Linked DNA regions of Homo sapiens: all the other regions are linked to region 1. A link is a loop called in an ENCODE intact Hi-C map of the cell type or tissue named here. Cell type or tissue: IMR-90. All regions are shown on one strand.

Region 1 (8,000 bases):
CAATGGGATCATCGGTTCCCTTGCCGGGCACCGAGTAGGGAAGAGAGTTCTGCTAATGTGTTCCAATTCCTTGGGATCAGCCCAAATTGCCCCAAGGTTTAGGGATTTGCAATACCAGACATCTGACTGGATTATTCAATAGTCATCTCCTCCCCACCCCCAAACCCCTGTCAAAAGTGCAATAAGGCACATCAAGACAGCATCTTTAGAAAGAAGTTTTAGTATACCTTCTTGAGACAAAGCTAAGCTTTTGGTGTTGCAAACCAACAATGGCTCTCATAGTCCCTCCCTCCAGGAAAATTAATAATACATGAGGATTTTCAGGAATTGCTAGAAGCATGATACCCACTCTTTCCAGATTTCCTGGAAGAATACTGATTTCTGTCTGACAAATAAGTTCATTAAGCATGTAATGAAAATTTAATTTGATTTTCAGACCTTTGCAAATGTATCCTATTCATCAACCCATTCGTGAGAAAAAAGAATCCTTTGATGGACCTTGTGTCCTGATGGTTTGTTTGGAAATGCAGGGGGTGCAACCCAATATAAAGAATGAGCTGAAGACAAGAAAGCAGCCTGAGAACCTCCATGCTGGCCTGGTCTCGGCTCCTCCCACCTCCACCCAGCCCCCACCTCCTGGACGGCAGGCAGGGCAAACATCTATGCTCCACCCAACACACATGCATGAGGAGCATTCTTTCTTCCCACAAGGCAAATTTCGTTTTTGCAGAAAATGCATCTGACTCACTTTCTCCTCTGAGGGTTACGAGATGTCCTGCTATAGGTCACAAGTTCAGCTGAGTCATGAATGCTGAATTGCCAGCTGTGCTCATCCAATCATATTTAACATTCAGAAGTGCCATGAAACCCCAAACCCACAAAAACAACTTAACTGCAGGGCCCAGACCAAATCAGTAGCAGAGGGGGGTTTCAATGCTGTTCTGTCAGCTATTTTCCCCTGAACCCCAATCTTTACCCCCCAACCCTCTGGTCATCATCTCCTATCATCCTTCCCTCCTCTCCATCTTCTCTCTGTCTCTCTGTCCCTGCATTTCCAGTCTGGTTAAATCTGAGTTTCAGCCGGGCGTGGTGGCTCACACCTGTAATCCCAGCACTTTGGGAGGCCAAGGCGGGTGGATAACGAGGTCAGGAGTTCAAGACCAGCCTGGCCAACATGGTGAAACCCCATTTCTAATAAAAATACAAAAATTAGCCGGGCATGGTGGCGGGAGCCTGTAATCCCAGCTACTCGGGAGGCTGATGCAGGAGAATCGCTTGAACCCAGGAGGCGGAGGTTGTAGTGAGTGGAGATCGTGCCACTGCACTCCAGCTTGGGCGATAGTGTGAGACTCCGTGTCAAAAAAAAAATTCTGAGTTTCAATGTGCAGCGTGATTTCTTCTCTTCCTCATGATTGCTGTCAATTCCTGGCTGCAGGAACAAGGATCTTGCCAACAATCCTGAGCCAGAGCGTTCTGAGCTCCCCACCCTTTCTTCCTGTCACCTTCCGATTCATTTCCTGTAAGCTGTGACCCTTTCTTGGGAACATTAATTAGCCATGATGCTTTTTTATCAGAATTCTAGGAAAATGATACCGGTATGACTCACACTTCTGCTGTTTAAACAGTGTTTACTATATTTGAGTGCGGCAGATGAGCTTTTTGCAGGGTGCTTACTATATAGATTTATGACCTTCTATAACCATTCTGGGAAAGAAAGAAAAAGCATGCATCGGCACCACTTAATGAGGCTTTACCGTATCATTCAAACTTTTAGAGTGAAAACATATGGGATGCAATATCTTTAGATGATCTCATAAAAGCCTTTATTTAGGAATACAACACATTTCTTTCGTGATGCTAGTTTTAAGAATGAAGTTACCACAACCCCCAGAGATTATATTCTACCACTCTTTGCTTGATAAGAGGGTGATTTTCACAATCTACACTGTAGCTATCTAAGGGATTTTACAATCTATGCAGTCATGAGCTGGATTAAATAAACTATGTAAATTTATGTGGACCAGGGTCTAAATTAATTCAGGCCAAAATAAATCAAACCTTAGCTAGACCATGATTTAATTAAAAATTGAAAATATGACTCATGGCACTTAAGTATACTGATGTTTACTGCCAAAAGAAGCATTGTTCCTGTGACAGAGATAAATGCAGGAAGGGCTGATAGATTCCTCAAGGTTGAAACAGAGATACTGAGATGGACATGGCATCATACACATTCCTACAATTGCTCAAATAAATATCTTTTGGATGAGTATCAGAAGTGAACTCAAAATATAGTCATGAAAAATCCATAGATATGTATGTTTTTATTCCCAGATTCTTCTCGCTCTAATTTTGGAGTTTTTGTGTTTTTCTTCTTGTGACTATATATATGTCATATATATTCATATATACATTAATATATAATCTCTATATATGAATATGTTTTTTGTCAATTTTTAAAAGCTCTTCTCCTTCCCGTTTTGACTTTTATATATTACTTATGTATTTTCTCCCTTCTATTTTCTGGAATCTGTCCTCTGACTTGCAATGTTAAGAGCATTCCTACTAGTGTGTCCTGTGCTGTGCAGGTTTGCATGTTTATGAAGCTTCCTTCTTGGAATATATGGACGATCTTTCACCTGGCTGAGGCTCCTCCTCCTCTTGCGTCCTCAACAAGGACCCGCGGCCACTGTCAGGGCTGCCCTCAGCATGACGCGGATTTCAGGGAAGGCTGGGTAGGGTAGGAATGTGTTTGAACCCCAACCAGGACCCATGGGAGGACTACTATGTGGGTGTTTAGGCAGCTATCAGGACAGTATTCGAAATCCAGATTCTCCGGGGCATGCGGCCTTGGCCATCACACGGATCTGGGGGACTCCCAGGCTGCAGACACTGCAGGCAGAAGGAAGCCGTGGTTCCTACCGGAGGCGCGAAGGCAGTGAAGTCGCCTCCACTCCAGTGTTCTGCTCTTGCTCCCTGCAGCCCTCGCCGCCCCGCCCGGTCCACGACCAGCTCCTCCCTGGGGATCTCTCCGAGCAGTGCCATTTTGCAATTCATCCTCCAACATTTCCAAGTAAAGCTTTTCTGTCATATTTGTGTTCGGGGAGTCTCTAATGCTTTAAGGCAAAGAAGTCAGTAATTTGGAGCTTCAGGCCTCTAGCAGGGTGGGAAAGGGGAGTCTCTTGCTAAGTCAGTAGGCGCCTGGGTGTCCTCCAAACCCCATAGGGCTTGTGGGACCTGTGCCACCCCTCCTACAACAGGGCCTCCTGTTCCTCCACAACAAGCTGGCTCTGTGACCTGCAGGATGGAGAAAGGTTGTCCTGGCCCCTGCCAGACTGGGAAACATCAGGGCTCTCAGGAAGGACAGGGATTTCCCCACACATTAACCTTGTGCAGGGGATTGGGAGGGAGTTGGTGCAAGCCTTTGAATTATTGTCCCCTTCCTTTCACTCTTCAGTATGAGCGTGAGCCTTCCTCCCCAAATACATGAACAATTTTTAGGAGACTTAGATAGAGAGAAACGCAATATTTAGGATCAAGTTTAAGATCCCCCAGAATTTCCCTCAAGAACGGCTAAAGCACATGGCCAAGAATCCCCTCACTACCAGCTGTGATCAATCAGGAGAGGGGAGGGGGCAGCTCCTAACACGACAGAGGCGAGTCTTGGCAAATGGATCTCATCTCCTGTGGGCTGGTCTGATCTTAAACTCCAAGGGAACCGCAGAGGCCTTTGTTCCTGCCTCACAGAAGGCGGCCGCCCGGGAAGCCGAGGAAGACCCATGCATTAGCCTATGGCGCCACCTAGCAAAACCAGGGGGTACTTAAGAAAGATGGAGCTGGGAGGTTGTGGGGTTTGTTTTGGATTGGTTTTTTTCCACAACCAGAAAAGGGGGTTTCCATTTCATTCACAGAGTTCTGGGAAATGGAATTTGTATAAAACATTTTTTGGTCATGATGGAAAACATTTATTTGACTCTAATGAGAGAATCTGACCCAAAGGCAATAGTAATCAAAACCTACGAGGACAAGTGCTTGATTCTCTGAACTTGTTGTTTTTTTTTTTTTCTAGTAACAGCTGTGACTATGCAGTTTTTGCTTCAAAAAGAACTTGATTCTATCTTACGTTAAAGATATCTTAAGTTAAAGAGTTACTTCTGGGCAATGTCTTCATGTCCAGAAGGGAAGAGGGGCTCGACACCGTGCTGCAGACAAACAAGTACGGTTGTGTCAAGGGACATTCTGACAATTTTATGATGTCACTTTGCCCCTTTTGGGTTCTGGAAAGTGAACTGTGGCTTCCCAGCTCCCACACATTAGCCCCATGAGGAGACACTTGGTGTACGTGCTGAAAATGCAGCACACCCGGCCGGGCACTGTGCCTCACGCCTGTAATCCCAGCACTTTAGGAGGCCGAGGCGGGCGGATCACCTGAGGTCAGGAGTTCGAGACCAACCTGGCCAACATGGTGAAACCCCATCTCTACGAAAAACATATAAAAATTAGCCGGGCATGGTGGCGGGCGCCTGTAATCCCAGCTACTCAGGAGGCTGAGGCAGGAGAATCGCTTGAACCCGGGAGGCGGAGATTGCAGTGAACCGAGATCGTGCCACTGCACTGCAGCCTGGGCAACAGAGTGAGACTCCGTCTAAAAAAAAAAGAAAAGAAAAGAAAATGCAGCACACCCAAAACATCCTTGGAGACCACGTCCAGATGGGAGCAGCCCTTCCCATCTGAAACATACAAATCTTTGTGGAAACAGAGACTCAAGAATGCCTCTAGGTTCCAGGCAAAAAGTGTTTTGATAACCGCACTGAGAAGAGACAGTCTTTGCCTTTAAAGGGTTAGGAGAATACAGTGGTTGTCAATATGGGCTCTGGAGCCAAATGCCTGGGGTCGAGCTCGCTTCCCTATTACTTCAACTTCAGTAACCTTAGTTCTCTATAAAATGAGGCTAATTCATAGGGTTTTTGTGACGTTTAAATGACATAAACCATATAAGGTGCTTACAATAAGACCTGGCACATGCAGGCACTTAATTTAAATGTTAACTAGTATTTAATCATTCTAGAATTTAAAGGAACAAACCCGAGTTTTCTCGCATCCTAATAAACCAGCCATGTTTTTTGATCCTACCTGAAGCGGTCTTCGTTAATTAGCATAGCGTATTGTGCCTGCGTAGCAGCCCCCAATGGCAATTTCTTTTTGATACCTTCACATTGGCAGCAGAAATAGGAGCAGGTGTCCAGCTTTTAAAAATTCTTTTAGGAGGTGCAGCACACCAACATGGCACATGTATACACATGTAACAAACCTGCATGTGGTGCACATGTACCCTAGAGCTTAAAGTATAATAATAATAAAAAAAATTCTTTTAGGAGAAAAGCATTCAAAAAAGTTTGAAGACCACTGCTCTATCTCAAATGGATGCTCAATTAATGCAGTTGACCAATTGATAATCAAGGTTTTTTTTGTTCACTTGCTTTTTCATGTATTACATTTTAAGTTTCTTAAGTGCAAGGATCCTGCCTGGCTACCCTATACCCCCAAACAGCAAGAAACTCTTATGTAATTTTAGATTAAACACCTAGACTAAACACCTAGACTATTTGAAAAGTGGTACCTTTTCTTAATCATATTAATATGACCAAGAGTCATATTATTAGTCAATTGAACTGACACTGTAGGCAAATAAAAACAAGAATTAATTTTTGGAGCCATCTTTGAAGGGCTAGCCACTGTGTATCGTCATTGACTCTGGTCTATTATTCTATTCAACCAATGCCTCACAAGAATCAAGTTACAACACAACATTATGAACAGCCCATTTCTTAGGGTATGGCAAACCGATGCCTTTTCCCGCAAGGCGAGTGCCTAAAGAATTTACCAGAAAGCCTTTGACAGTGATTAATGTCAGTGAAATAGCACTTTATTGTTAGAAGACATGGGATACATATCAACATACAAAACTTAAAGCGGAAGCCAAAGTGCAATGCTTCCTTGAGCTTCATTGACCAAGACAAATGAGGTCGTGCTCAGGCACTGGTGGTGGGAAAAATGGCTTGACAAATCTGCTATGTCCAGTATCTCCAGGCTTCACGTGGCTTTTTATTTATGCCTAATTAAACTGCAAAAAAAGGAATATTAATTTGATCTGAGAGCAGAGTAGTCTACATTCTTCCTATTTTTTATGTTCATCCTGCACCCATATTTGTATAATCACACATTCTCATCTGAATTGGATCAAGAGTCTTTGTTCTGAAAAATTATTACAAATTCTTTATGGATAAGAAGACATGGATAGCCATACTAAAGACCAAAGACTTTTTTGACTGCTGTATTCTATAGCATTTGCTTTCAGGTCTGATTGCAATGTTTTGTACAAAGCACACCAGAAATACAAACTTCACTGGAATTGCAACAGCAATTCACTGTACTCATGTAATAGTAATAGCAATTCCTGACATCTTCTGATTTTGGAACAACCCTTTGTAGGTGAAAACTCTGTTCATGGCAATTTGAGCATAAACTCTCTTTCCATATTGTTGTTAAATTTTGATGTACTGGAGCTGGGAAAGAAGCACCAACTTCATGCAACTCCATGCCAAACCAACCCCCTGCCTCTGATATGCCACAATGATCTGATGAATTATAATGTTCTACATATGATCTACTTGGCTGCAAAATGTTATCAGGTATATAAGCACATACACTTGGAGGCACATGACTTTATGTATTTAATATAATCCTAATAGAAATTTCCATGAGCTTCTCAGGAACCCTGGCAACTAATCCCAAAATGAATATGAAAGAGCCAAGGACCAAGAAAAGACATGACACTCAAAAAGAAGAACCCTACAGGAGATCTTGTCCTCCAGATATTACAATTGTTCTAGGGCTATAGCAATTAAGATAGTGTGGTATTGGGATAAATCATATAGATGGACCAGGGCAACAGAATATAGAATCCAGAAACATAACACACATGCATAGAAATTTTTTTTTCCTAGAGCTGGCATTGCAGACACTTGGAGGAAATATTAATTATTTCAATATGTGGTTATGGGGAAAACATATTACTCATGTGTTAAAAAAATAAAATTGGACCTCTTATATCACACAAAAAGCCAATTTCTGGTGTACTAAAGACTTAAATTTGAAAAGCAAAATTACAAAACTTATCAAAAATTAATATACATTGATAATTTTATAGCTTCCTAGTTTATAAAGACTTTCTAAATATGTATATTATAAATAGAATGATTCTTAAAATGAGATCAACCACATTAAAATTAAGAATTTACGTTCCTTAAAATGCACTGTAATGACCAACCTGGGAAACAGTAGGATGCCGTCTCTACAAAAAATTAAAAATCAGCTGGGCATGGTAGTACACACCTGTAGTCCCAGCTGCTTGGGAGGCTGAGGTGTGAGGATCGCTTGAGCCTGGTAGGTCAAGGCTGCAGTGAGCCATAATCGTGCTACTGCACTCCAGCCTGGGCAAGAGTGAGAGCCTATCTCAAAAAATAAAAAATAAAAATAAAAGACACTGTAATGAAAGTAAAAAAATAAGTGTCAGAAACTGGGAGAAGGTACTCATAACATAGAGAATTAAGCCCCAGAATATACAAAGAACTCTATAAACCTGTAAGAAAAAAATGAACAATCCAACTGATGAATGAGCAGAAATGTTACATGTGTGTTTCACAGAAGAGAAAGAAATGGCAACAAATACATGGAAAATGCTCAATCTTACTAGAAATTGGGGAGAAATTAGAACAGCAGTGATCAGATGCCATTTTATATTTACCACACACACAAGAAGTAAGAATCCTGACAATACCCGATGTGACTGAGAATGTGCAGCAGTAGTTACACCACTTTGGAAAATAAGTTGGCATCATTTAGTAAATACAAAAAGTAGCTGAACTCTCTGACCCAGAAATTTCACCCCTAGGTATATTCCCTAGAGGAATTCTTGCACTGTTTACTAGGAGGCATGG
Region 2 (8,000 bases), 85 kb before region 1:
ACCAGGTCCCTCCCCCAACACTGGGGACTACATTCAACATGAGATTTGGGTGTTAACACAGAGCTAAACCATATCACAGAGGAGACCATGTAAGGCCCTGGAGAACATGTGGGGCTGGGAAGGGCATAGGTGTAATGTGCTGGGACTGATGTTCCTGAAAGGACCATGCTGGCTGCTGTGTTTGTCAGGGATCAAGGTGGAATGTAAGCAATGAACTTGGTTGTAGCAGAATCCAGAATATGAACTGGGTTATATTCTGTATAAATTTTAAAGGTAGAACCATCAACATTAGCTGATGGTTAGTGGTACCTTTGACCCAATGGATTGCTTAACTACAGAGGAGTAGAAGGGAAAGTAAGGAGGAAGCTCTCTGGCTGGGGTTCATGGAAAATGCTGAGGACTAGAGTTCTTTGCTCAGGGCTCTGTCTCCCTGTCTTGACATAACTGCAGCAGTGTGGGCAGAACGGAGTGGTTGGGCTCTGAACTAGACTTATCCACTCGTCTCTCTTGTCTTTCATTCACAAGTACTTAGTGAGGGCCTACTATGTACCAGGCACAATGCTGAATTCTGGGAAGAGAGACAGCTAGTGAACAGGTTCCTCACCCACGGAACTCACAATCTAACCAGAGTCATGCACCCAAAATGACATTTTGGTCAATGACAGATCACTTATACAGTGGTGGCCCCATAAGATTACAATACTGTATTTGGACTGTACCTTTTCTATGTTTAGACATGTTTATATACATGCAAATATTTATATTGTGTTACAGTTGCCTACGGTATTCAGTACAGTAACCTGCTGCACAGGTTTGCAGCCTGGGAGCAAGAGGCTACCCTATATAGCCTGGGTGTGTAGTAGGCTATACCATCTAGGTTTGTGTAAGTGCACTCTATGATGTTCACACAATGTCAAAATAGCCTAAGGACAAATTTCTCAGGGCATATATCCATCATTAAGTGATGCACACCGTATACTGGATTGCTTTATGGATGCAAGTAGGATTTCCCCACGTGCCCTATACCTTTTTACTTCCATTCAATTCTTCTCATGTTATTTCCACCTATTAAAATGTTTTCCTTTCCCTGAGGCCTGTTTTCACCTGTCAAAGTCCTCTCCAGTTCAACTCCCAAGCTGTCTTCTTCATGAAGCCTCCTTCATTTTCTACCGTCCATTTTCAAAGCCCTTTATGGCTACCTTCCCTAGAATGCTCATTGCACTAGAAAGTGCCTTTTCTGTAACTGACTTTCCTCTCTTAAAAGAATCTTGCAACTTATCTTCACCTGGGCTGTAGCTCCTAGCACATAGTAGATAATCAGAAATGACAAAAGAAAGCATGAATGTATTTTCCCAAGAGACAGAATGCAAAGTTAGAAGTGTAGAAGGCCAAGAACTTAGGCAGTATGATAGAGGTGGGGAAAAAGATAATTCAGAGAAAAAGAGAAGGTAGTCACAGAAAGGTCAGATGCAGGAAGAAACCATATTAAGGAAGGGAGGGGCAACGAATTAGCAGAGAGGTCACTAAGGGGTCTCTCTGCAAGGATGGGGTCACTGGATATCTCAGATAGGGTTTTTCTATTAGGATGGTGGAACAGAGGCCAATTTGTAAGAGGGTAACAAATGGATGCAGTGATTGTGGCCAGGTCCAAATTAGCTGTCATTTTCTCTATATTACTACTTATCTGTAGAAGTTGTTAATTAGTCATCCAAAGCATCTTTGTTTCTCAGAGTAAAGTGCAGAAAACAGAAACAATTAGGTATTTCAAGCAGGAGGGGCTGTGGGGGCAGAAGTCAGGAAGCTGCTGATCAAGTGTAGGTTTCAAGGCCAAACCGTGGGTAGCATCCAGAGAACAGGCTGCTGCTGCTTTCACAATTACCAGGGCTGCTGCCTCAACCACCTCATCCCTTGAAGCAGAAGCTGGAGGTCAGCTGTCGAAACACCCGCATCTGTTGGCGCTCACTCATCAGCTGCTATAGCCATGGAGAATGGCCTCTGCCTCCTGTCTGCCTCCCATATCTCTGGCAAGGGCAGCTCTCTGGCTAAACCAAGCTTTCCTGTAGAGCTTGAGTTCCAAGGCAGCGTTGGAAGGCTTTCAGCTTTCCAACCGTTCCAGATAGAAAGGGGATAAAATGGAGGTTGGGGGCGCTCCTCCAAATGTGTGCCATGGCCTCCCACATGGCTGGCAGGTGTGAGGGCCTCTGCCTTGTTACTGTCCCTCTGGGTGGAGGCTGGGTGGGCCGGGGCAGGTGCTGCGACACAAATGGACTTCACCAGGAAGCCTTTCCTGTCTCTCTCCTCCGACTGCAAAATGTTGTTCTCCAGCTCCCTCCTTTGCAATTTCATAGCTCTTTTCTTAATTATACTATGTATTACATCAGCCTGAGTTTTTTGTTAATTAGATATATGTTGTTGCTCTTCTCCCCCGATGACTCATTTCTCAAAATGTATAGACTCAAAATAGAGTTTAGTCACAGAAAGTGTTGTATTATCATTATTGTTATTGTCTCCATTTATCTCTTTCCTAAATCCTAGCCATTCTGTGAGTGCTTGATCTCTGCTTGTTACATTAAGTGGATCCTCAATGCTCCATCTTAATAGGTGGTAATTCCTCCTAAGGACCCCTCCCCCTACCACCCCAATTGTCTTAGTCCGTTCAGGCTGCTATCACAAAATACCATAGACGGGGTAGCTTATAAAAAACAGAGATTTATTTTTCACAGTTCTGGAGGCTGGAGGTCCACGATTAGGGTGCCAGCATGGTCAGGATATGGTGAGGACTCACTTCTAGATTGCAGACTGACATCTTCTCACTGCCTCCTCACATGGCAGAAAGAGGATGAGAGATTTCTTTGGGGGCTCTTTCATAAAGGCACTAATCCCATCCCTGAGGGCTCTGCCCTCATGACTTCATTAGCTCCCAAACCCCACCTCCTAATAGCATCACACTGGGGGTTAGGATTTCAGCATATCAATTTTGGGGGGACACAGTCTGTTGCACCAATACACACATACATAACACCCTCACCCACACACACACACACACACACACACACGGTGACTTCCCTGGTATCATGCCTCCTACCCCCAGGTACATGGTTTTGGGAAAATAAAAGGGATCACCCCTTTACAAAAAATGTGGGGACATCTGTTGTAATAAAATAATATGTTTAATTTTCCTTGGGTGGCCAGAGAGTTCTCAGTCCACACTGACTCCAAGGAGTGACTAACTCTAAGTCAGCAGTGGGGGTTGGCTCACTGAGTAGGATTTGCACCCCCTGCTGCTGTTGCCTTACTCTGTGTTTTGGGGAATGCTGCTGAAGATGAATGAGAGATTTATTGAGATCAACCTCCACTCCCTTGTACCATGCAAGACCTGGATTTGGTTGCCAGTATTTCCTAAATGAGTTTATGGCAGAGTTGCTGTAACACATTTTTATCAAACTGAATATTTTATACTGAAACCTATGTGAATACCATTAATATTATACTGTATCATACTCTGAAGGTTCAGTCTAATGACACAAGCATCTTTTTTTTTAAACCTCATGAATGACGGACTAGGTCAGGCTTCCACATGGTGAGGAGGCAAAGAGAGACGCCACTTGGGAACAGGATTGGCTTTTCTATTGGGTAGTTCTCTGTGATAATGGGTTTTGGTGACAGGATTTTGCACAGCTGCCCTTACTAAGGAATCAGATGAGGTTTTGCTCACTTAAAGTGCCTCAAAGGTATTTTCTTAGTATAATAGGATACAATAATAATAACTGAACAGCTGAATTTGGAGGTAAAGTCAAGACAATATGATTATCATCTTTCTGTCTAAGGCATCTGATTTGCTGGCGTTTACGTTTATCGCCAGCTGGAGGTGGGCATCTACCGTTTTTGAGGGCTCTTGACATCTCCTCCTCCTTCAAATAAGAATCAACAAATCTAGTCCGAAGGGGACACTATGGGTCAGGGCTGTGTTATGTACAGGGTTTTGCCCTTGGGAAGGAGATTGTCTCCCTGAGCAGGGAAGGAAGCCCCATAGCTTCACCGACAGCAGGCAGTAGTAAGGACCAGTTAGGTCCCTGGGATTCCCCAGCCAGGCAGCCCACTTTCTTTACTTTTTTTCTTTTCTTTGGCAAGACCCCTCTATTTGTCCTCTCAGTACAATGCAAATACCCGAGAGAGAGTCACATGGCCTCTCCAACTATTCTTGTTTCCGCCTGAGTTTGGAAGTTCCTCCAGGGCCTTTCTGTAGCAGGCATTCATCCCCTTGGCTGAAAAGGAGTTCCCTGGGAGCTGTGTGGGATCAGCGCCAGGGACACTAAGGAGTATATAAGACGAACAGGGGGTCTTTTCTTTGAGAACACAGTCCCATGGCAACCCGCCGGGAGGTCCCTGCTCAGAGCCAGCCTGCCTGGCAGAACTCATTTACTTAGCATTGCCTTGAATTATTCATCAGCTCTTGCAGAGGAACAAAATGCAGAGTCATTTTGTCTCCTCCAGAACTGGCTGTCCTACTCTTTGACCTCAGGAAATCTGAAAATTCACCGTGAGCATCCTGAACTCTCCAGCGCACTTTGGACAGGGACAGGAAAGGGTCTTATCATCTTCCCCTTCGATGTAAGGATGAGTCCTGCTGAGCGGGTGTCTCTGGCTACTGGGGCCTTTGGGCTGTGCCTTGTTCCTCTTCTCGCTGTTCATTAGGACAGGCTGTATCTCAGGCCTCCCACTGGATGGCCCTAATATCTTGACAGGTACTGGAGGTTGGAACACATTCCCCTTCTTGACCCTGGGGCCATGCTTAGCCTCCCAGGCTTCCCTTCCTACAAGCTCCACACTCCTAGGCCCGGGCAACCCTTCTTCACATAAGAACATACATGGGAAACACAGAAGGGACCTTCTCCCCATTGCCCCTGAACTTAAGCCTGCAACAACCCCACCACCTTTACTTTCAGTCCAAGCCCTTGAATTCTACTTCTCCAAGGAAATGTGATCCACCAGGCAAAAGCTCTGATTTCCTCCCTCTGCCACTAAACTTACCCACTGATACCCACTGTCTTCATACTTTTCTCTGTCTCCCTTTTTGACTGAAAGAAATATTTTCTCTTAAAACATTGCTGTCTCTAGCTATGCCCTGGAACATCTCCCTTTGCCCGAAAACCCTGCTCCTTCACTCATGCCCTGCTCGCTTCTGTTCAATCCTCTTCCAGAGAGGCAATGTGGCATGCTAATTAGGGCGCTGGTGGCCTGAGAGTGAGTGCTAGTGCTGCCACCTGCCAGATGTGTGACCTGGGGCAGTTGCAGAGTGCCTTCAGCAATGTAGTAGATATTAGTAACTTCTGGTGATCAGAGGTAGAGCAGTCCTTGACAACCTCTAACAAGCCTATGTTACCATGACAGCAAGTCTGAGGTCAAATTCAGATAAAAGTACAAATATTTATTGGCAAGCAGGCACCAAACTACCACAAATCTGTTATTGCAAGCTTGGTTTCTGCTTGCTGTGTCCTCAAGCACTCTGACAAGCACCTTGCACATAGATGGAACAATACTCTGACAGCAGGACCAGTGTATTAGTCTATTTTCACACTGCTGTAAAAAACTACCCGAGACTGGGTAACTTATAAATAAAAGAGGTTTAGTTGACTCACAGTTCCGAATGGCTGGGGATGCCTCAGGAAACACAATCATGGCGGAAGGCAAAGGGGAAGCAAGGCAATTAAGTCTTACATGGCGGCGAGAGAGAGAGAGAGAGAGAGTGAAAAGGAAAGTGCCTTGCTTTTAAACCTTCAGATCTCATGAGAACTGTATTATGAGAACAGCAAGGGGAAGGCCACCCCCATGATCTAATGACTTCCCACCAGGCTTCTCCTCTGACACGTGGGGATTACAATTGGAAATAAGATTTGGATGGAGACACAGAGCCAAACCATATCAACCAGCAGGCAAGACTGGGGAGAAGGGGCCTGGGGGACATAGCCACCTTTGGGGTATAGGTTTCTGATTAGTAGACTTCGAATGTTAACTACCTACCCCAAGGGCTAAGTTATATATACAAATGTCGCACTGAAGTTTACGTTGAATTTATTTATTTATTTATTTTGAGATGGAGTCTTGCTCTGTCACCCAGGCTGCAGTGCAGTGGCATGATCTGGCTCACTGCAACCTCTGCCTCCCAGGTTCAAGTGATTCTCCTGCCTCAGCCTCCCAAGTAGCTGGGATTACAGGTGCCCAGCACCACGCCTGGCTAATTTTTGTGTTTTTGGTAGAGATGGTGATTCACCATGTTGGCCTGTCTAGTCTTGAACTCCTGACCTTAGGTGATCCACCCGCCTCGGCCTCCCAAAGTGCTGGGATTACAGGCGTGCACCACCATGCCCGGCCTACATTGAAATATTTTAAAGTAAATTACCATACAAACAGTATAGCAGTAAATGACTTAACCTTTCTGTGCCTCAGTTTCTTCATTCTGTAAAATGGCAATAATAATGGTGTCTACCCTACGGCAATGTTAGGAGGATTAAATGAGTTGGTTAATACATATAAAACATTTGAAACTGAGCTTGGCACATAGTAATTACACACTCAGTACCTTCGTTGTTATTTTCTTTCTCTAACTCACTTATTCCCAGCAACCCACAGAATTCTTCCTTAGACCTCACGTATCTTTACATCCTCTTTGCTGCCAAATTTCTTCAAAGCCTAAGCTTTACTCTATGCCTCTATTCAATCAATTCGACACCAATTTTCCACTTGATTGTACATTTTTATCATAATACCTTATTTAATTCACCAAACATTGCTAAGTTAACAAATATACTGGGCATCCTGTGCTAGGTGCTGAGAAGGACTTCAAGAGATGTATTTAGTGAATGTAACTCTTTAAGGAGCTTATGGTAGAGTTAGAGAAAAGAATGCACAACTGAATTCCTTGAAGACCGGGGCCTCGACTTAAAATGTGATTATAGGGAGTGGAGTGGAAGGGGTCAAAATGTAAATATAAAGTACAAGTAGGACTGTTTATTTCTCACATATGGAAAAGACTCACTACGCTTAGCACAACAGACACCACATGTTAACATTCCTAAGAGTTATGAAGTTCTAAAAATAGGGGGAATAGAAGAATACAGGCTTTCCTCAATTCAAGGGTGTTTTATGTTTGACATAAGATACTTTCACATATCTTAGGACCCAAAGAAAGGCAAAATCTAATTAAATGACCATTTTGAGCAGAAGTTGAAATTTTGCTTGAGCAGCAAAAGAATGAGTTATTGTCACCTGAACATAAAGGCCATGGCTGAGGGGCACCACTTTTGAGTGTTCTCAAGATTGAGGCAGCAAGTAAGAATCTAATAAAGATCTAGGCCAATATCTTTGATTGCTGTGCAACTTCCAACAAGCGGAGAAAGCAATGCAAAAAAAAAAGTGATGCCCAGAAATTGACAGATTGACCCAGATTATTCCCCAGCTAAGTCTTATTTCAGAAAGAGGTAGAATTGGATATAGAAATGTTTAAGAATATCAACTCAACAGTATTACTACTTTTGCGTTAGGAATCTGTGCACATTTGGTATTTTAGGCATGTGAGTTATAAATAGGTCAGTCTTGACATTTCAATTAAAATGTTAATTAACTAATTTAGAGTTTTAATTTTAAGTGAAAATATTACTAAGTTTTACCTAATATTGAAAAGTAAAAAAATAAAATAAATAAATAAAAATAAATAAAATAAAAAAGCAAAAAACTAAAAACTTAAGCTTAACCATACTTACAAGGTTGTGACTTATTAACTTTTAAGAGGTTATTTCAGTAATCAGGATAATCAGATAATTTTGTTAAATCAGGCAATTGAATTCCTTAAAAAGGAAATAAAATATATTAAATTTGTACATGCAGCTTAAAATGTTTAAAGGCGTTTAACTGAATTTATAAGTGATACAAAATATTAATTTAAGGACTTCAAATGTAATTTTAAAATTTGCTAGGCTTGCAGATCTTGTTCTATTTATAGG
Region 3 (8,000 bases), 600 kb before region 1:
AGAATGAAAGTGATGTCTCTGGGCCACACAACTTTGATGAGCATTATTCTAGTGCCATGAATGGGCTATCTCCAAGGGAAAACCCATGGAGAGGGCTTTGAGGCAATCTGTTACCCTGACCTTCCCATGCCCTTACAGGATGTCTGTGGGTACAGTCATGCCTAGGGTTTCAGAGCTGGAGACTTCTTGACAGAAAAATAGGAGTGAGTAAAAGGACAGAGGTAGGATAGGCAAACCAAGATCTTGCAAACAAGGTTCAGACATGATAGAGAAAAAGATGGTCATGCCATCTAGCCAGCTCTCTGTAAACCCATGGAAAGCTCCCAGACTCACCTGCAGAAGGAAGTCCAGCCCAACCATGGGTCTGGGACACTGGGTTGGGGGTGTACTGAACCTGGATTGGCAACTAGGAGAGCAAGGCAGCTGGTGGGACAGCATCATTCCCTAACTCTCTTGTGACTGCCCTGGCCCCTCTTTCTCCTGCTTTCTGCTTTCCCTCTTCTCCCATCCTACCGTTCCTATTCTCATCACCTTTCATCTCAGTAGTCACTTTTCAGTATCACCAGTGTTGGCAGTGGGGAAGCAGTGAGTAGGAGCCCATACTCCTCATGTTATAACCTGCCAAGTCCCAACATAACATCCCAAGGTGGGCAATTATAACTGTTTGAAGTGTACTGCAACACGAAATACAAGAGGTCTTCAAAAAGTTCATGGAAAAATTTAAAATTATGCATGGATTTAATTTTTTTTTTGCACCAAAATAAGCTTCCAGTAACTTGTCATAACATGTCTAAAGGGGATCTAGTTTGAGGTACTAAGAAGCATAAGACACCAATTTGAAAAGACTCTCTATCAGAGCCACATGATTCCTGCTAAAATAAAGCAAGAAGAAACATTACACTTGTGCTGGAACTTGGGTGAAAGAATAATGAAATAACTGATACTGTGTGAAAAGTTTGTGGGAATAATTCCCCAAAGAAACTAGCAGTTCACAAGTGGATAACTTGCTGTAAGAAGGGACAAGATGATATTGAAGATGAAGCCCACAGCACCAGACCATTCACATCAATTCACAAGGAAAAAATTCATTGTGTTTATGCTCTAATTGAAGAGGACTGGCAGTGTTGACAACACAAACAATAGCCAACACCATGGACATGTCAGTTGGTTCAGCTTACACAAGTCTGTCTAAAAAATTAAAGTTGAGCTAACTTTCCACTTGATTGGTGTCAAAACCACATACCCAGATCAGATCAGCTGCAGACAAGAGCAGAGCTTTTAATGTAAAGCTTAAGTGAGTGGCATCAAGGTCCCGAAGCATTTCTTTGAAGAATTGTAACAGGAGATGAAACACAGCTTCAGCAGTATGGTCCTGAAGACAAAGCACAATCAAAGCAGTGGATTCCAACAGGTGGAAGGGGTCCAGTCAAAGAAAAAGCATCAAAGAGCAAAGATCATGCCAACAGATTTTGGGGATGCTCAAGGTAGTTTGCTTGTTGACTTTCTGGAGGGCCAAAGAGAAGTAACATCTGCCTATTATAAGAGTGTTTTGATCCCAGCACTTTGGGAGGCCGAGGTGGGCAGATCAGGAGGTCAGGAAATCATCTGGCCAACATGATGAAACCCTGTCTCTACTAGAATACAAAAAATTAGTCTGGCATGGTGGCGCATGCCTGTAGTCCCAGCTACTCGGGATGCTGAGGCAGGGGAATCACTTGAACCTAGGAGGTGAAGGTTGCAGTGAGCCGAGATTGTGCCACTGCATTCCAGCCTGGTGACAGAGCAAGACTTTGTCTAAAAAAAAAAAAGGTGTTTTGAGAAAGTAGTTAGCCAAAGCTTTAGCGGAAAAATACCTATGAAAACTTCACCAGAGAGTCCTTCTCCACGATGACAATGCTCCTGCTCTCCCCTCTTGTCAATAAGGGCAACTTTGCAAGAGTTTCAATGGGAAATCCTTAGGCATCCACCTTGCATTTCTGATTTACCTCCTTCTAACTTCTTTCTGTTTCCTAGTCCTGAAAAACCTTTAAAGGCCACCTACTTTTCTTGAGTTTTTAACATAAAAAAAAATTGCATTGATATGGTTAAGTCCCAAGGACTCTCAGTCCCAAGGACTCTTGGGGATGGACTAAATGGCTGGTATCATTGCTTACAAAAGTGTCTTGACCTTGATGGAGCTTATGTTGGGAAATAAAGCTTATCTTTTTAATTTTTATCTTTTCATCCCATTTTCTACAAACTTTTTGAAGAACCCTCATATAGAAGTACATGAAATCAGCTACATAAATTGTGAAATACAGTTTAGAAATTTAGTTTTTATGTTATATATGCATCTTGTTTGCCTAACAGATATGTGTATGGGTGATGTACATGTGTGTGCTTGTGTGTGTCCATGGAGTGGAGAGAAGTCTCTACCCACCATCATTCTCCCCATTCCAACTCCCTGGATTTTCCATGAGAACTCTCGGCCTCTTTCCCTTTCTGCCATGGCTTCCTTTACCCTTTTCTTATTTTCCCTCCCAGTAGCATCCACCCTCTTCCCCATCTCCTCTCTCTTCTTTTTCCCCTAGATTTCTTCCTTTTCCTCATACTCTCACTTTTCTGCTCCTCTTTGTCTCATTCGTCTTTTACAGCTACTGTATGATGGAAAATAAAAATGACAAACCAAAACTCTGAGTAACAATTAATCTCTCCCTTCTAACATTTTTTGTCAGAGATTTAGAACATGCATGCAAAATTTTTCTCTTCTTACAAGGCTTGTGAATTTTTTGTTGGAAATGGTGACATGCCATCACAAAGCTTTGATAAGCAGAAGCTATTAACTGAGTCCTCAATTATCTACAACTTTTGTGGTGCTCTATTTTTAGGAGGAAGTTAAATGACAAGAGAGCAAGCATAATGAGTTTTGAAAGGATACCCCCGAATAGTAAGCTATTGCCATAAAAATGCTCTATGACGAATAACCTCAAAACTCAGTCGCATAAATAAACTTTTTTTTTTCCCACACAGTGGCAGGTCAGCCAAGGGGTGGCTGATCCAGGCTGGACTGGGCTGGACTCTAAGCTGCTGGTTGATTCCAGGTCTGTCCCATGAGTCTATCTCCCCTCATCCTTGGATTAGTAGGATTCTAGGAGCATCTTCTTCTCATAGAGAGGATAAAAGTTGAACCCTGCAGGTGCAATTCAGGCCTTTGATTGCATCACACCTTCTAACATTTCACTGGGCAAAGCAAGTCACATGGCCAAGCCCAAAGTCAAAGAGTGGAGTACACTTTGCTTCCAGCAGGAGAAACTGCAAAGTTACCTAACAAAGGATGTGACTATGGGGCAGGATGAAGCATTGGGATCATTAAATTTAAATTGCCACATCCCCAGTCCTGGGACAGGAACTGCTGCATTTAAAGCCACTAATAGCCAGCACCCTTGGATAAAACCTTCACTTTAATAAACTGATGGTATAAGGGTCCCTTTCTTGAGGCTGAGACAGTGAGGTAGAAAGGAAAGCAGGCATGGGAGTGGCTCATGGTAATGGGGCACCAAGATAATACTCTTTACTTCTCACAGGGGAGCACTTCCCAGGGCATGATCTGTCTCTTTTCATAACCTTGAGGCTGCCGCTTGTCTACTTTGAGCCTCTTTCCCACCTGTAGAAGGAACACATTGGAAATGGACTGTAGGACCTCAGAAGATTTCTTTCAGACTTTGAAGGGGTTTAAGATGTTGACATACACACCATAGAACATTATTATTAATACCTCCCTTGGCCTCCTTTCCCACCTGTAGAAGGGGCGCACTGGAAATGGACTGACTGTAGGACCTCAGAAGATTTCTTTCAGACTTTGAAGGGGTTTAAGATGTTGACATACACACCATAGAACATTATTATTAATACCTCCCTTGGCCCTTCCTCCCAAAATTGTATTCACCTAGCAAGACCTGACAGGAGCATTCATGGCTCAGACCACTTGCAAAGTTCATGTAACACAAGCAAGAAGTAAATCTTTGTGTGGTGTATGCCACTGAAGTATTGGGGTGACTTGTTACTGCGCATAGCCTAGTGAAAGCCGACTTACATAACTTTCCTTTTAGCTTATCAGACTAACGCATACAATGAAGACGACCTTGTAATTAAGGTTCCACTGTCTCAAGTAGAAAGACCTATATTTGACATCTAGATCTGACACTGGATTTATTACCTTGGATAAATCACTTGACTTCTAGATCTTATTTTCCTTGTTTTAAAAAGGAAATAATAAAATATTATGTTTTTTCTAATAATTGTTATTTTTCTACTACAACCATTAATAATCATTGCTACCACTTTTTCTCCCTTCCTTTTGAGCTCGTATCAGTCACTGGGGCTAAGCATCTTCCACGGGTGGGATATTCACCACAATTTCATGAGGTAGTTTAATTACTCCCATTTTACGGATTTAGTACTCAAGATCTTGCAACATCAAGCAATCTGCCCATGGCCACACAGCAGACAAGAGTAGACATACAATGTTGGCTAAAGCAAAGTGTGTTGAATTTAGCAAGGGTCTCAACTATACAATTTAGATATGTAATATTTTTATTGTTCTTAATTACAGTACCTAACACAACATCATGCATAGGTGAGAACCTTTGATTGTTTCTGGATTTTAAAAATTTTTGTTGCTTCTTGCCACAAGATGGCACCCAAAGCCAACAAGCTCTAACAAGCTACTGGGTCCTGCCCTGAGTCAGTTCCCAGCACGGCTTTGTCAGATAGGTTTGCAAACAGGCCTCACACCTTGCTCAGACCAGGGGGCCCAACCTGGCAGAATTTATCAGTGTCTATTTGGGTTCCAAACATCTGGACACCTCAGCCAACACTGGAAACACATTTGGAATCTTTCCCCATATATTTCACATTTTTCCAAATCAAATAACTTTACCTTGGAAACTTCCACCAAATCTTCTTCTTTTTAGAAATTCCAGAGGTCCTCTTCCAGAAATGATATATCTGCCCACCTCTGGCCTAGTTGTATTATTATAAATGTTGCCATTTAATGCAATAAAATAGATATTTAATGTAACTAAAGCTTTTGAGCTTACTGTTACATTAAAAATCCCACTATACTACCCAACTATGGCCCATGGGACTGTATTGTAGGCCAAACCTGGGAGCTTATTAGAAACACAGAATTTTAGGATCTGCTCCTGGCCCACCGGATCAAAATCCGCACTTAAATAAGATTCCACTGGTGGTTCATATCACATTAGAGTTTGAGAAGATACACAAGAGCCACTGGCCCACAGGTGATTTTCCTATAAATTAAAAAAAGTGCTTCCTGGATTTACATCAATGAAGTATCTAAAATAATCAATTCTATAGAATCAGAGAATGGAATGGTGGGGCTGTGGGAGAGGGGAGAGGGGGACAACTGGTGTAGGTTTCAGTCAAGCAAGATGAACATGCTCTAAAGATCTGCTGCATGATATTGTACCTGTAATCAACACTCATGCATGATATGCTTACATGTTTATTAACAGGATGTATCTCACGTTAAGTGTTCCCATCACAATTTTTTTAAAGTCCTTTCCTATGGACAGATGCTGCCACAAACTGGTGAGCACAGCAGGATTTCAGGTCATATTGTGCATATCCTCTCCCTCTTTCTCCCTCTCCCTCCTTCTCCCTTTCTCTTTCCCTCCCACCTTCCATTTCCCCCTCTCTCTATGGTATATATACCCACAGATTCACCATCATATACACATATATTTGTTTAATTAAAACACAACAGCTTATCTTGCAAATACGTCTGCAAAAATCACTGTTTAATATTCAGCTACTTGGGATATTTGTGTCACATCCATTAGTCCTGGTAATCAAAAATTTGTTATTCTCTGAATCCTGGGATAAACATACACCCACTCACAAACTCACACTGCAAAAAGCGTAAAAAGAATTGATTATGTATGCATATCTCTCTGACTACATTCACACCAACCCAATACAACTTGCATATGTCTTTAAATGTTTTAGGATCTTTTTAAAATGTAATAACAAAATATTCTTGATGATTTTTGCTTTAATTCTCATCTTGTTCTCCCTAAGCCTTTTCTGTCTGATGCCCAGTGTCTGAGGAATTAAGTTAAATCCTTCTGGAAAGCCCTGAGCTGGGCCAAGCTTCCCCTTCCATTATTCCCAGGGACAGTGACGTCCTTGGTTTCAGGTGCTGCCAACAGAGCTATGTGTCACCCAAAAGAAGAAGGATTACAAAATGGCAAAAAGAGGATCTTGCAGGAGCACAGAGCAGGAGGCAGAGATGTAGAAAGAGAGGAGGAAAGGGGGAGGAGTGAGAAAGGAGTAGGAAGGTGGAAAAGTGAAGAATCAGTGAGCAAAAGAAAAAAGAGCACTGATGGCACAGAATAATAATTATTATTATAGTAAATGATACGAATAATGTTTCTCAACTCATGCAGAATTAGATCCAAAGTCCCTGCCAAGGCACATCCCTGTCCTCTTCAGATTCTTTTCAACTCTCCACTTTATCTTCCTCAGGAATCACTTCCTCCACCCTGCGCTGCTGGGACCACACCCGCCTCACCCCAGGATCTGCCTGCAGGCTCTGGCCTCAGGGACTTTGCACGTGTGCTGCAACATGCTTCCCCACACCTGCATAACTGTCTTCCTCCCTTCGTGAAGTCTTCAGCTCAAAATCTCTTCCCTGACCCACCCTACATAAAACTTCCTAAACTCATCTCCCCTAGCCAACCTTTAACCCTGCATGATTTTCCTTTTCAGCCCTTATCACCTCCTGATAGCTTACATGTCTATTTGTTTCTTTGTCTGACTTGCTGGATCAGTATATCAGTTCCAGGAGAGCAGGAGCTTTGTTCTGTTTGCAATTGAACCTCCAGCACCTAGGACAGTGGCTGACGCTCAGTGAGGGGAAATCACCATTCATGGAGGTGACTGGGGGGCTTACCAGGTGCCGGGCACTCCTCTAAGTGCATTGCATGTATCAGCTTGTTCAATCTTCACCATCACCCTACAAGGTGGGCTTTTGACTCTAGAGGAAACCGGGGCACACTAAGGTTTCTTTGTTTCCCTTCTTCTTAGACTTTCCCTTAAGTAGTGTTTCCCCACTGGAGGATGCTCGAGAACAGAGGCTGGCAAACAGCTCGCTGGCCAAATCCATTCTGCTGTGTGTTTTTGTAAAGAACGTTGTAGTGGAACACAGTTGTGCCTATTTGTTTAGATATTATCTGTAGCTGTTTTTGTGCTGCAACGGCATAGTTGATTAGTCGTGACAGAAACCATATGGTCTGCAAAGCCAAAAATATTTACTGTCTGATCCTTTACAGAAAGAGTTTGCTGAACACTGCTCTAGAAGATAACCCAACATGAAAACAAAGCAAAACGTTTGTGGCCCTATATTGAAGGCAGTGGTTTGACTATGTCTTTTCACAATCCAATGGGTTTGATTATGTCTTTCCTATGCATTGGGATGAGTTGAGAGAAAAATACTCCCATCTTGGATTCAATAAATGTGTGTTCTCATCTTCACTGTGTTCCTAATTAGCTGTGTGTTCTTAGGTAATCATTTCATACCCCTCGATGTCTTTTCCCACTTATCACAATAATAATTCTGTAGTAATAGCAATAATTATAATAGTAATAGTAATAATGACTCTTGTTAAATGCCAGGTTTTGCTCTTGGCATTTTACTGTGAAATAATAGTGTGTGGTACTCTAAATTCACAAACCTGCTGGATTGTGAAAAGACATAGTCAAACCACCACCTTCACTATAGGACCACAAGAGTTTTGCTTTGTTTTCATGTTGGGTTATCTTCTAGATACTCTAAATTATAATTACTTGGGCTTTTCATAAATATTCTGATTCTGTTCTTACAGGCATGTGGTTGAATTTTGTGTCCAAATCCACTTGTAGGTAAATGTGGCCATGGGGCTTGCTTTGGGGAATAAAGTTTTAGAGGAAGTGATACATGTAACTTCTGACCAAACTTT

The links. Hi-C counts contacts between places; a loop is a spot of excess contacts. Peaks named below come from ENCODE experiments on the same cell type or tissue, not always from the same donor. Only the 100,000 strongest peaks of a DNase experiment are listed, where the experiment ranks them.
Region 2: a loop joins it to region 1, with 3 times the contacts of the local background. A loop is called at or near these places in 6 of 110 quality-filtered maps.
Region 3: it touches region 1 in a loop (24-fold over the local background); 16 of 110 quality-filtered maps call a loop at or near these places.

The regions. Positions count from the first base shown.
Region 1 is chr5:38,806,201-38,814,200 of GRCh38, forward strand. The region is part of intron 1 of OSMR-DT (OSMR divergent transcript); the gene reads right to left. Among named protein-coding and RNA genes, the nearest start is that of OSMR-DT, 36 kb to the right of the region's middle. RefSeq lists an enhancer at 4,375-4,875. In IMR-90, a CTCF peak has its summit at 3,798; DNase peaks (open chromatin) are centred at 761, 1,661 and 3,801; H3K27ac peaks cover 2,086 bases.
Region 2 is chr5:38,721,223-38,729,222 of GRCh38, forward strand. The region is part of intron 3 of OSMR-DT (OSMR divergent transcript); the gene reads right to left. Among named protein-coding and RNA genes, the nearest start is that of LINC01265, 5.0 kb to the left of the region's middle. In IMR-90, a CTCF peak has its summit at 3,285; a DNase peak (open chromatin) is centred at 3,249.
Region 3 is chr5:38,204,293-38,212,292 of GRCh38, forward strand. No RefSeq gene overlaps it. Among named protein-coding and RNA genes, the nearest start is that of EGFLAM, 50 kb to the right of the region's middle. In IMR-90, a CTCF peak has its summit at 4,668 (motif pointing right); no DNase peak of the experiment used is centred here.